2 separate regions of the Mus musculus genome follow, and region 1 is linked to region 2. The links are chromatin contacts, found by Hi-C in ENCODE. All regions are on one chromosome and are shown on one strand. The core of a region is the stretch at or near the end of the contact, and the rest is flanking DNA. Distances in the headings are between cores, read along the strand shown. Region 1 holds the start of Cadps (Ca2+-dependent secretion activator). Region 2 overlaps Cadps (Ca2+-dependent secretion activator).

Region 1 (5,752 bases), core at 3,243-5,742, 42 kb after region 2:
CATGAGGTAGCCACCCATCACCATTCCTATGTAACTTAGAAACAGATGGTGTAGCTCTGCCATGCCAACTCTAGGTATTTGCTTTAGCATTCTGGGGAGGAAACAGAAAAAGCAGAGAGCTATTGCCATGTGAGTTGCTGAACTGGTATTGGAAGAGTCTCATTGGGAGAGATTTTGTTTGGGTCATAAATGACCCAGTACCACCATGTCTCATTTAGACTCAGTAGAGAAGACAAAAAATATTTATAAATGGTAAAACACATTTTGTAAAATGTCTGTTACAGTCTTTTCTTTACATTGAAGAGATTGGCTGTATGCCAAGAATTTTTTTCTTTCCAATAAAATAGTGTTAACTATCAGCATTATCCAAAAAAACATCATCTTCTTCCTCCGCCTCCCCTCACTGTTCTCCTGAACAAATGTATTTTTCCTTTCAGTTTGAACAATGTTTAAAAAAGGGAGTGGGGTGGGGGGAACAGAAAGAGAAGGGTGCCCAGCAGATTCACCAGCTATTGTGCCTGGCTTTTACTTTCTGTTCTTTATGTCCATGTTGACTATCTGATGGGTGCCCAGGTGAAAAGGAATAGGCCTCTTTCTTGAGGAAAGGATAACTATCACTTTGTACAGAAGGATGCATGACATGTTATCAGTGTGCTAGCCTACTGTTTGTATACTCTAGACTATTTATGGCCAGTGTCTCCTATTCAGAATTCAGGACTTAGTATCAGACCACCCGTTGGCTCAATGCCTACTCTTTTGTCTGCCTTCATTTTACTTCAGGCAAACTATTACAACCTCTTTGAGTTTCAGAGTGATCTTGGCAATTATGTCAGGGTTCTTAGAAGAATTCAAAATGATCTTAGGGGCTGAGGATGCCCGGTCAAGCACTGGATCCACTTGCTTTTCATATCTAAGACTCTGGGTTTGAGTCCTGGTACCACCAAAACGAAAGCAGATATGATGTAAGAACAGAAAACGAATTCAGACAAAAACTAGAGACTTTACTGGCAATGTATTACTTCAGCTATTCCTGACTTGTATAATTCTGCTGAGTAATTAACATCATAGGAAATTTACTTCTGCATGTGGGAACTGTGTATTATAGTTCCTGGGGTTTTGTTGTTGTTGTTTTGTTTGTTTGTTTGTTTGTTTTAGTTAACCTGTCCAAATAATAAAGCAAGGACTTTGATAAAATGGTCCAAATGGAGTGCTTTGCACATTGTACATACCTGAAGTAGAAAACTGGCTTCATAAGGTGCACTGTACTCTGGAGTACACCCCTTCGCTGTCTCATGGTTTGTTTGCATAGGCAGGTCTCTCTCTCTCTCTCTCTTTGCCTTCTGCATCTTTCTAACCTTTTCTCTACATCAATTTTCATCTGTCTTTTTTAATACACTTGTTTCCAATCTGTCCAAAGCTCACTCTTAGGTCACAAGGAACATATAGTGCTCCAGACTGATATTAGCTTACCAATTTTATTTATTGGCTTTAAATCTTACCATAATGAGTATGCAAACCTTTCCATTACTTTCAGAGTTTCAAAAGTTTGAATTTTAAGAGAAACAATGTTATCTCCTCCAGAATGCATCAAACAGTAAAAGTCAGAGCAACAAGGAAACTTTATTTTCATATATATATATATATATATATATATATATATATATATATATATATATATATATTCTTCTCACTGTAGCCACTAGGCCTGGGGTTGTTTTGCTGGGATGTATATTTAGCAATAGTTTTTACAGTGTCTAAAAATAGATTGACAGAAAGCCAGTTATCAGTCTGTGCTGGAGTCTCTCTGGTGTTGAAAGGTCACATGTAAAAACAGGCTTTCTCTTCAAATAAGAGTTCTGGATGGGGTGAGGTACTATATGCAGTCAGATCGGAGGGACATGGTCTCACAGTGGTCTTTCAACTTAACAGAACTGGATTCTTACAGTATTTTCTTGTTTCTTTCTCCCACCACTGGACCTACTCATCTATTTAAAGGACAAAGCTACAAAGCCTTTGACTGACTAATGGAAAGCCTTGCTTCATTCTGATTAAAGTCAGTTTTCATAGCAAAAGTCTAGGACATCTTTGACTAATTTAATCCTTGATGAGATTTTGAAGGTAAAATTTACCATAGTATAAAGACAAGTAATACAATTCCAAGCTGAAATTTAGATCAGCTGACTATGTAGAGCCACAATTAACCTAAAATTTTTTATCAAAATTTGACAATCTCTAATATTTCTGCCCTACCACAGTTGGAAAGCAAAAGTAAAGGGGTATTGCAGGGATGGGGGTGGAGGGTGGTGAGTATGGCCCACCTTTTATCTCTCACTCAGGAAATGAGTCTTTTTGACTTAATAAAACTGGCATCCATGCAGTAGTAGGTAAAATAAACTGACAGGGTTGGGTGGTGTGTATACACATATAAGCAAAACAAACAGAGCAATCTGTTCTACCTCGATATAAGGATGCAAGGTAAATATGGAAAGATCCAACATCTTACTTGAGCAACATAAAATTTAGATTTAAATGGCAGCAACGATTCTTAAACTACTATTTTAAGAAATAGTCTCACAACCTTGATGGGCTACAGCTAGAACCTCCCATGACTCCCGGGTTCAACTGACCTCATGCAAGCTTAAATGCTTCATTTGTTCCCAGAGACTAAACCGAGTGCACTCACTCCCACTGAGCTCCTGACCCCTTTCTGGCTGATCCTCCTCACTGGCCCTCAGCCCCTGGTGACCTCACCTCCCTTTTGTCCTTTCTCGGGTTGGAGATAGTAATGCCCCACCCCCCACCCCCCCATCAAAAGTAGCTCAAAGCCAGCATGGCCTTGCCTCTGCCTCAGACACAAAAAGCTTTTTATGACTATAACTGAGAAGCTGTTTGCAGCTGCACTTTTATCAATCCAGTAACAAGAGGACTTGGAGAGCCTCAGCGAAGCCAGAAGGTGGCGGCGAAGTCACCTTGGGAGGAGAAGATGGTCAAAGGAGGGTATGAGAGAAGTGCTAACCCCAGGCACAGGGACCCACTAGGCGCGCCCCTGCTCTGGGATCCATGAAGAAGGGGAAAAGGATTGGAGGGACTACTGGCAAGAGGAAAACGCTGCTGCAGGACGACCCCTAGGTTACCCTAGGTGGCGATCAGCTGACCAGGTTGGGAGGGGGCGCCCTTGGCTAAGTCACTGGAAAACTCGCTTCCTGGGCTGGCTTTTTTTTTTTTCTCCCCTGCGTGCCCCTGCGGCTGCCCGCTGCCCCAAGAGTCCAGCGATGCTAGAGCTCCACACCCGCGCCCTGACCTGCCAGGAGCCTGCGCCCGCCTAGTGCACGCCCCGGAGGGCGGGCCAGAGCGCAACGCAGCCGCCGCCACTCGGGAGCGCAGGGAGCTCCGAAAGAGACAAGGCCTCTGTGAGAGCTGCCAGCTGCAAGTCACTTCCCGCGCCACTTAGGTCACAGAGCGAGCGGGACTTTCCCGCCTGGCTCCCCCCACAGGGAGGCCCGTGCGCGCAGCCCTGTGCCGTAGGCCCCTGTCACATCCCAGGGACATCTCCCGAGTCAAGCTGGGCGGTGGCAAGACGGGGCCCCTAATCCCAGGGCGCGGTCTTCACCTTCCCCAGCTCCTCCTAGCCAGCTGCGCCGCGGGTTCCTATTGTTCGCCCCGCCCGCTTGCCGGGCGACAATAAGGCGCCGCTCCCCGGCCTCGCGGCGCACCTACCTTCTGCTGCCGCCGAGCCATGTCGGTGGGCTGCTTGGCGTTGAAGGGGTAGGCGATGCAGCGCATCACGAACACGTACAGCTGCAGCCTCTTCTTCCTCTCTTCCTCCTCCTTCTGCAGCCTCTCCAACTCTTCCTTCTCCTTCTCGCTCACCACCGACGGGCTAGGGCTGGAAGGCCGGCCGCCGCCGGCGCGGCTGCTGGGCTGCAGCCCCCCGGCCCCGCCGCCGCTGCTCGCGCCGCTACCCCCACCGCCGCCGGCGCCCACCCCGGCCCCGGCGCCACTGCCCCCCATCCCGGCGCTGCCTGCCGAGCCCTCGCTGGTGCGGCTGGGAGACAGGCGCGCTCCAGACGCGGCCGAGCCCAGCACATCCTTGCCCCTCTCCTCTTCCAGGATCTCATCTGACTCCTCTTCGCTGGACGAAGGGTCCAGCATGGTAGCGCCTGGGAGAGGGGGGTCCCCGGAGCCCCCGCCTTGGGGTGCAAAAGGTGGGGGGCGCTGGAGGCAGCCAAGGGTCGGCTGTCCGGGTAGGCGCTTCTTCCTAGGTCAGGGAGAGCGAGCGCTGCTGCTCAGCTTCGGCCGCCGCGACTGCTTCCTCCGCCCGGCGAGCGCGAGCTGAGCGCAGACCCAGGAGCGCGAGGGGAGGAGGAGAAGGGAGAGGTGCGTGTGTGCACCCGAGGTGGGCAAGGGCGAGAATCAATTGCGAGCCCGGAGCCCGCAGCCGGATGCCATCTGCAGCCGCTGAAGAAGGCGCCTCCAGAAAAGATGCCGAGTGTTGCAAGCTGTCGATGCAGCCAAGAGCAGGAGAGGCATCTTGCCGATTGGGGAGCGAGCGGCGCTTACGTGTTTATTGGCTTAACTCTCCAGTGTCCGCGGCGGAGAGGGCGACTGCAAAGGCCTAGAGGGGGGAAGTGCGGTGCGCCCCAAAAGAGCTTCACTACTTTTGACCCTCATGCCCCCCAGTCTTCCTTGCCCCCTGTCCTATTTAGACCACTTCTCTTTACCTCGTCCTCTTTTCCCCTCCCGGGGACAAAAAGTTTTTTTTTTTCCCTCCAGGGGTGGGGAGGGAAAATAAAGAAGCCAATGGTAGCTTCTGACCAGCAAAAACCAGGCTTTCTGCAGGCGTCCAAAGGTCACAGAAAGAGGAATTCAGTGAGATGTTACCTTCAGACTTCTCAACTGGGGTGTGGTGGCTGGGAGGGAGCAGTGGGAAGGGGAGGCAGTGTGTGTTTTTTTTTTTTTTTCCATCTGTGTAAACCTCTATTCCAACAATCAATACCACTGTAAAATACAAATGCATCAAATCAGAGTGAATTAATGTATGGATCATGAAGTTCGGCTATTTAAGTAGAAATCAAACGTCCCCAACTCCAAGTCAGTGAAGCTTTTTTCAGTCTCTAGAAGTCCGTGTATTTTCTGCTGAACCTTGCCAGGTTTCTGGCTGTTCAGCCCTTCCTTCCTCCATGAAGATCTGAGGGAAGGAACAGGAACCACACACACCAAATCAGACACCCCCCAAACTCGGCAGCAGCAATTTCGAATTTACTGTCTCTGTTACACTGTCTTTACTTTGAGTTGTGGAATTGTCATTATTAATATAAATGATGTCATTATTAATACAGATGATGCCTTTATTCTGGAATCCTTCCTTTCTTAAGCCAACAGGGACCAGAAGGCACGGGGGAGCTGGCCAGCGTGCTGAACCTAACCAGAGAATTTAGATGCATCAGAAAACCAGTTAAAGACCTAGTCTTCAGCTTGTATGCTCGCATATTTTCTAATTCCCTTATCAGCTGCTTTTTATAAATGAGTAGCATGACTTTAAATTTTAAATAACAACTGTTGTTCTGTGTTTTACAATCTACCACGAGTTTTACTATAAGCTTTCTGGTAAACCTGATTAAATATGTGAATGAACTCAAAGCAAAATGTATCTGTACTTCACTCCAAAAATTTCTCTTCATTTTTTGAATTAAGTAATATATTCACTGCTAGTATTTGGTTTTTATCATACATAAAAGATAAAGCTTTTATG
Region 2 (5,870 bases), core at 2,150-4,649:
GGGGTGCTTACAAGAAACACAGCACTTTCAGGTAACACCGAGAGCTTTTCTACTCTGCCTCCTCTCTGATTATCCATCCCTCTGCTCTTTTTAGCAGACATTACATAATTCACAGAGAGAGGTGGTCTGAAATAATCCCAGATTATGAAGACAAAGAACCTCACTCCAATCGCCATTTAAGGCTGAGACTGCCCTTGTCATTCAGAGTTAATTACTCTGAAACATGGCTCAGCTTATATTTGGTACCTGTGAGGAAAACCAAATGATTAAATACATCCCCCAGATCCTGATGTTCCTATAGAGTTCAAAGCCAGCAAGCTTTTCATAGAAAAGCAAAGCACCTGATATGTCTGATATGTATGCGTTTTTGCTGCTAAAAATGGAGTCAACAATCCCATTTGTAGGAGCTCAGCTCAATGGCACCTTACATGTGGAAAACAAATTTTGGGTTAGAGGAAACCAGCTGAGCTTTCTCAGAAGGTGGAAGGAGGGTAGAAGTCAGAGTGTAGAAGGAGATCAGAAAAAACTAATGAAATTAAGGTGATACTTGATTTCAGTAAGTCTAGTATACTGAAGATTTTAAAATAATCTCTCAGGTATATATTGGATTTTTTAATCCAAAAAAACGTTCTTAGTGGCAAAGAAAGTAATATTTGAGAGTGTCTTTTCTTTATAATTCTCACAGAATAAGTGAAATACAACACATTTCTTTCTTTTTTTAAAAAAGAAGATAGTTTAGTCTTCTATCAAAAAACTGATGTAATTCAATGTATTTAAAGAAAATAGCCTAGGGACTGAACTATTTTAATTTGCTTCTCTAATGAGAGGTTCTTTGCAGTTCTTCTAAGAACATTTGTTTTCCTGTGCTTCTTTCTCCCACATTCTCTCCCACATACACATGCTAAAAGACAACGTGTAAAGAGGCCTGCCTGGGGACAAAACTGAGCTGGGAGAAAGCTGGCTCTTAAGAGGCCTGGGTGCCTATGTGCACAGGAGCATCTGCAGATGTCCAGCAAAGAAGTGTGTGTGCGCGTGAGTGAGTGAGTGTGTGTGTGCACGTGAGTGTGTGTGTGTGTGTGTAGGTGTGTGGACAAGGGTGTTAGTGGATGCCAGGAGAGAGAATCAAATCCCTTGGAGCTAGAGGCATAGGCAGCAGTTCTGAGCTGCCTGGCATGGGTGGCAGCACACAGACAGACAACTGAACTATCTCTGGCTTCATGGCATTGCTTTTAAGCAGAAAGACAATAACATCAGCTCTGTGCCCATGTCTAACATGTGTCATAACGTTCTAGCATTTAGTTTCATGTTTCTCACTTACATGTGCCTTTCTCTCTACCAGAAAGTCACAGACTTCATCTGCTTTGGAGGCGTATATGTGTGAGGGACTTCCTAATCCATACTAACTGGGGGGGGGGGGCTTTACCTCTCTTCACAAATCCAGCACTTTAAGTCCTCATGTTGAGGTTTGCTAGAGTGTGATAGTATCAGGAACCATCAGAGTCCCCTAAGTGCGACTCCATAACTAATTATCGGAAGCAGCATGTGTAACCTTAGTAGGAATACACATTACTAGACCTCACCCCAGACCTACCCAATCCCAAACTCTTGGTTGGAGTTCCTTCATATCCTTCAGGGAGCTCTGATGTAGGCTCGTTTGAGATTCATTTCCCCCTATCATTTATACTTCTCAAGTATCTTACATGTGTGCCCAGACTCTCATCTCCTTCTCTGATCTTTTAGATATAAGGAAACAGTGGTTTAGAAAGCTTAGCTCATTTGCCACTTCTCTGGTTAATGACAGGGCTGAGATTTAAACTCTGATTGTTTAGGCCTGAAGCCTTCTTCATTTGCCAAGTAACAGCAATTCTACTGGCCACAGAAAATCCAACTTGGAAAACAACTCTGCCTGGCTTTATCAGAAACCAAGCAACTCTGTCCCTTGTGGGGTGTCATGTCTATAGACCCAAGCCAAACTTGTCTTCTACTCCCCCACCCTCACTGGGACAGACACACAATCACACCCCTAAGCTGGAAGCTTTAGTACCACTTAAGACATCAGGAGCATAGGGCATTTCAAGATCCTTGATCTCAAAGGATTTAGGCTTTAGCAGCCAACAGAAAAAGGACATGGAATTATGAGTAACTGAAATGTGACATCCCAAGTATTCACAGTCAAGGGACAGGATAAGTGGTGAAGGAGAGGGGGGGAAGAGAGAGAGAGAGAGAGAGAGAGAGAGAGAGAGAGAGAGAGAGAGAGAGAGAGAGAGAGAGACTGAGAAAGATTTCTGTGACAGGAGGAATTTTGATCCTGCATGTATATGCATGTATACAATTGCTCAAAGCTATCTAGAAAGAGAAATTCCGTTTAGAACCCTGAAGAAGTTTTTATTCCACCAAGAGAGCAGATGTGGTGGCATAGTGCAGGAAAAGCTGGTACAACTTCAGTCGGATTGCTTGGTTGTATTTATGTCTATTTCCTGGTAGTGATGAGATGTGGTAACTGCAAGTCAGTCCATTAGAAGAAAATGACTAAAGGTTATGTAAGGTCTCTCGTCCAAATTAAAATGATCTCGAAGTAAAAGCCCCCTAAAAGGGGCAGCAAGTCTTGAAAGGCAGAGTGGTTTGAGAAGGACAACCTGGGGTATACATGGCTGTAAATGCCAGACCTTCCTCTGTGTACTGAGAAGTCAAAAGGGAACTCAGAAACAGAGCGGCCATCTGCATCTTTCCAAACCTTCCACAAAAGTCACTGGAACCTAGATGCTCCTGTTCATAGCTCAAGTGACACTTCCAAGAAGAGCCTCTTTGCTTTGGAGGAGACTTTCCTCCTTTTCCTTCCTTCCTTCCTCCCTCCCTCCCTCCCTCCCTCCCTCCCTCCCTCCCTCCCTCCCTCCCTCCCTCCCTTCCTTCCTTCCTCTCTTCCTCTCTTTTTTCTTTTTTTTCCTGCTGAGTTGCCAGATGGAGTACTTAAAAATACACCTCAGCTGTTGTTGGGTGCCAAAAATTTCACATCAACCAGCTGCTTGTGCCTGGTTTTGATGCAAGGCTTAGAATGGCACACTACAACTCAGTAAGTAATTTGATGGAGACAAAACCAGTCAGCACACTGCAGAACAGGAGAGTCCGTTCTTTGATTTGACACTTCCTGGTGTGTGAAAAACAACAACAAAACAGCAACTTTATCTCATAATTGAATAATATTGTACCTACCACATCTTTCCACAAAGTCTGAAAATATGAAAAACTGTCTCACACTGATAACAACATGTGTAAACCAAGTAGGGCTGCTACTTTTAAGCAAACATGGGAATCTGGACAATATGCAAGTGTGGATTTATTGGGAACTATGGCAATGTCATAGGCAAGCACTATCATCTGCTCCTCAGCATAGCCATGTGCTAAGCACCCATCTTATGGATAATTGAGAATAAGAAAGTGACTTGCTTTGCCTATGGTCCCATCACTAGTGGGGTCTGGCCTCCAATCCGATGTCCTTTAGGCTTGCATCCCTAAACTATCATGTTTGTATTTGCTATAGGACTCTCTAGTCCAATTTTTTCTAAAACTCTATGAATAATCAGAAAATAATTAATTTGAGTGCCATTGTTAATTAAATCAGATGCTGATAAATGACCATGTTACTTGACATTGTCAAATATAAATCTCTCACTAAGAGGTTTCCTAATAGTAGGGCTAAACAAAAATCCTAAATGGATTAAAACACCTTGACACAAATGGTCCAGACTCTAGTATATTTAAAGGGGGAGAGAGATGGCAGCTTTGCGGCTCATTGTTGGTGACAGAGGTGCTTGCTTCTTTTTGCTACGTAGGGTAATTGATATGATAAACTTACGAACTAAATGCACATCTTATCTCATTTTATTTGATCTTCACAGTAATCCAATAAACCCAGAAGGACATTTTGCAAGAAGGGAGGTGAAGTTTGCAGAAAGTATATAAATCAGCTAGAACTCAGGAGTAGCCTATGCTTCAGGAACTGGCAGCAACTGGGCATCCCCACTGAGACAGGCCTTGTCATTATGGTAACTGACAATGCATTCAACATGTTAACTCCTATCTGAGAACTGGATTCTGCCTTCCAGGAATGTTCACTAATGTGTACAGAAGGTGACTGGGTGGAGAGCTAAGCTCTCTGATAGTCACAGAACCAATCTTAGGTGGCAATGTTGGCTCTTCATACCCTATCAGTGTCATGCTTCAGCTTGTACAGTAGCAACCATAAAACATTTCATATTCTGTTAGTCATCATTTAGTTTCACTGGGTGTAAAGTGTGTGTGGACTGACAAGGAACTGGCCAAATGCTCAATTGGTCATTGAGATAATGGACTTTGCCATAGTGTTTAGCTTCTTTCAAAAAACCTCAGTTATTAGGATCTGTATAAAATGTAAACAAATACACAATATACTTGTATACTCTTGAATATTAATAACCTTTTAGTGCTCCAAGTATATGTTTTCAGTTTGGGAGCCATACTAGGTCTCTATTTGTTTTTAATAACATCAAACTATATGCTAATAGACTCTTAAAAGTTACCCATAATGCACACTAGGCTTAGGGCTTATTTCTTATTCAAACCCCATTTTTTAGTCGGAGTTGAAAATTGGCAGCTATAGATCCAGTTCTACTGATAGATGGAAATTTTTTCTTTGACTTAACCGCATTTTATTTAAGAATTTGATTTGATTTCACCTTGCTCACTTGAGATTTCATTTACTCATAGTCTCTGCCATTGCCAGCTATATTGAATGCATGTTAGTATTTTATCATTATTTATTCTAGAGTTAGATCTTCATAGACAACTGAATTAGATGCTCATGGAGAGGTGCTTTAGTACAGCGTTTGTTATACAAGCATTCAAGATTAATAAAAAAATTAATGGCTTATTAAAATTTTAGGGGTTTGATTTAATGATCTAAATATACACCAGATTGATACTATCTTAGACCTTCATTTCTTGACATAAAAATGATATTAGAATGCTAGGTGCATAGCTCAGATCTGTAATATCAGATTTAGTGAGACTGGAGCATGAGGGTTTTCATGAGATCAAAGCTAGCCTGGCCTCATATGAACCCATCCCTCACACTCACAAAACAAGCCAACTGCAAGAATCACTGAGATTGCTACTATCAGTTCAGCCATGATTAAAGTTGTGAAACCCAGATGACTGGAAATGACTGGGTATTCGTGGGAACCCCAGGTCCAGAGCCTGCCTGTGTGGGGGCCTGAACACTTGGGAGATGATCTTCTATAAGATTGGCTAAGAGCAATGAATAGGACAAGTCTTCATGAAACTGCTGTTAGTTCTACGATCTTTTTATTCAATGAATACTTTCTGATAGCTATTTTCAATAATAATAATAATAATAGTCCAGAGAAGAATGTGGATGGGCATGAAAGAGGGAAAGGAGGGTCCCACATCATTGCAGTACTCCACCTAATAGTCAACTTGCTCTCAGCAGACAAGGGCTCCTTCTCTACAAGTATTTTTTTCCGTCTCTTCTGTGTACCACTGCCAGGAGCATGGCTTCTTTACTCTGCTTCTATGTTGTCCTGTGTTTGGCTCTCTCAGTGCACCTGTCTCAGGGCATTACAGTTTCCATTTCAGGAGGTCAAAAGCGTCATCACACAATAGTGTTTCTCAGATAAAGATCTGACATTGTATGGATCTTCATTTTTGAGATCTTCTGAACTATTCAGTTCTTGCTTGTCTTTGAAAACTATCTTTGTATCATTTAAGCCCGCTGCAAGTTACCCATGTTGCGTTTCTGGGTTTTGACATTTTTATAAGCCAGAATCATCTTCAACATAAAGAGCACATCACCACCCCCTGGCCCGGCCTCCCAT

The links. A loop is a pair of places that touch in the nucleus more often than their neighbours do.
Region 1: a loop to region 2 is called in a map of left cerebral cortex, with 4 times the contacts of the local background. The contact joins the promoter of Cadps here to the enhancer-like site in region 2. A Hi-C loop is called at or near these places in 3 of 37 maps with a recorded cell type or tissue (all left cerebral cortex).

The regions. Positions count from the first base shown.
Region 1 is chr14:12,818,587-12,824,338 of GRCm38, forward strand. It overlaps Cadps (Ca2+-dependent secretion activator), which reads right to left and starts at 4,493. Exons shown (of 31, transcript NM_001042617.1): 1 at 3,718-4,493. The coding sequence starts at 4,152.
Region 2 is chr14:12,777,203-12,783,072 of GRCm38, forward strand. The region is part of intron 1 of Cadps (Ca2+-dependent secretion activator); the gene reads right to left. Among named protein-coding and RNA genes, the nearest start is that of Cadps, 43 kb to the right of the region's middle. Within about 2 kb of position 3,400, at least 1 of the 3 ENCODE cell types and tissues checked has a DNase peak (open chromatin) inside an H3K27ac peak, as active enhancers do; it is left cerebral cortex, where a contact is called at or near this core.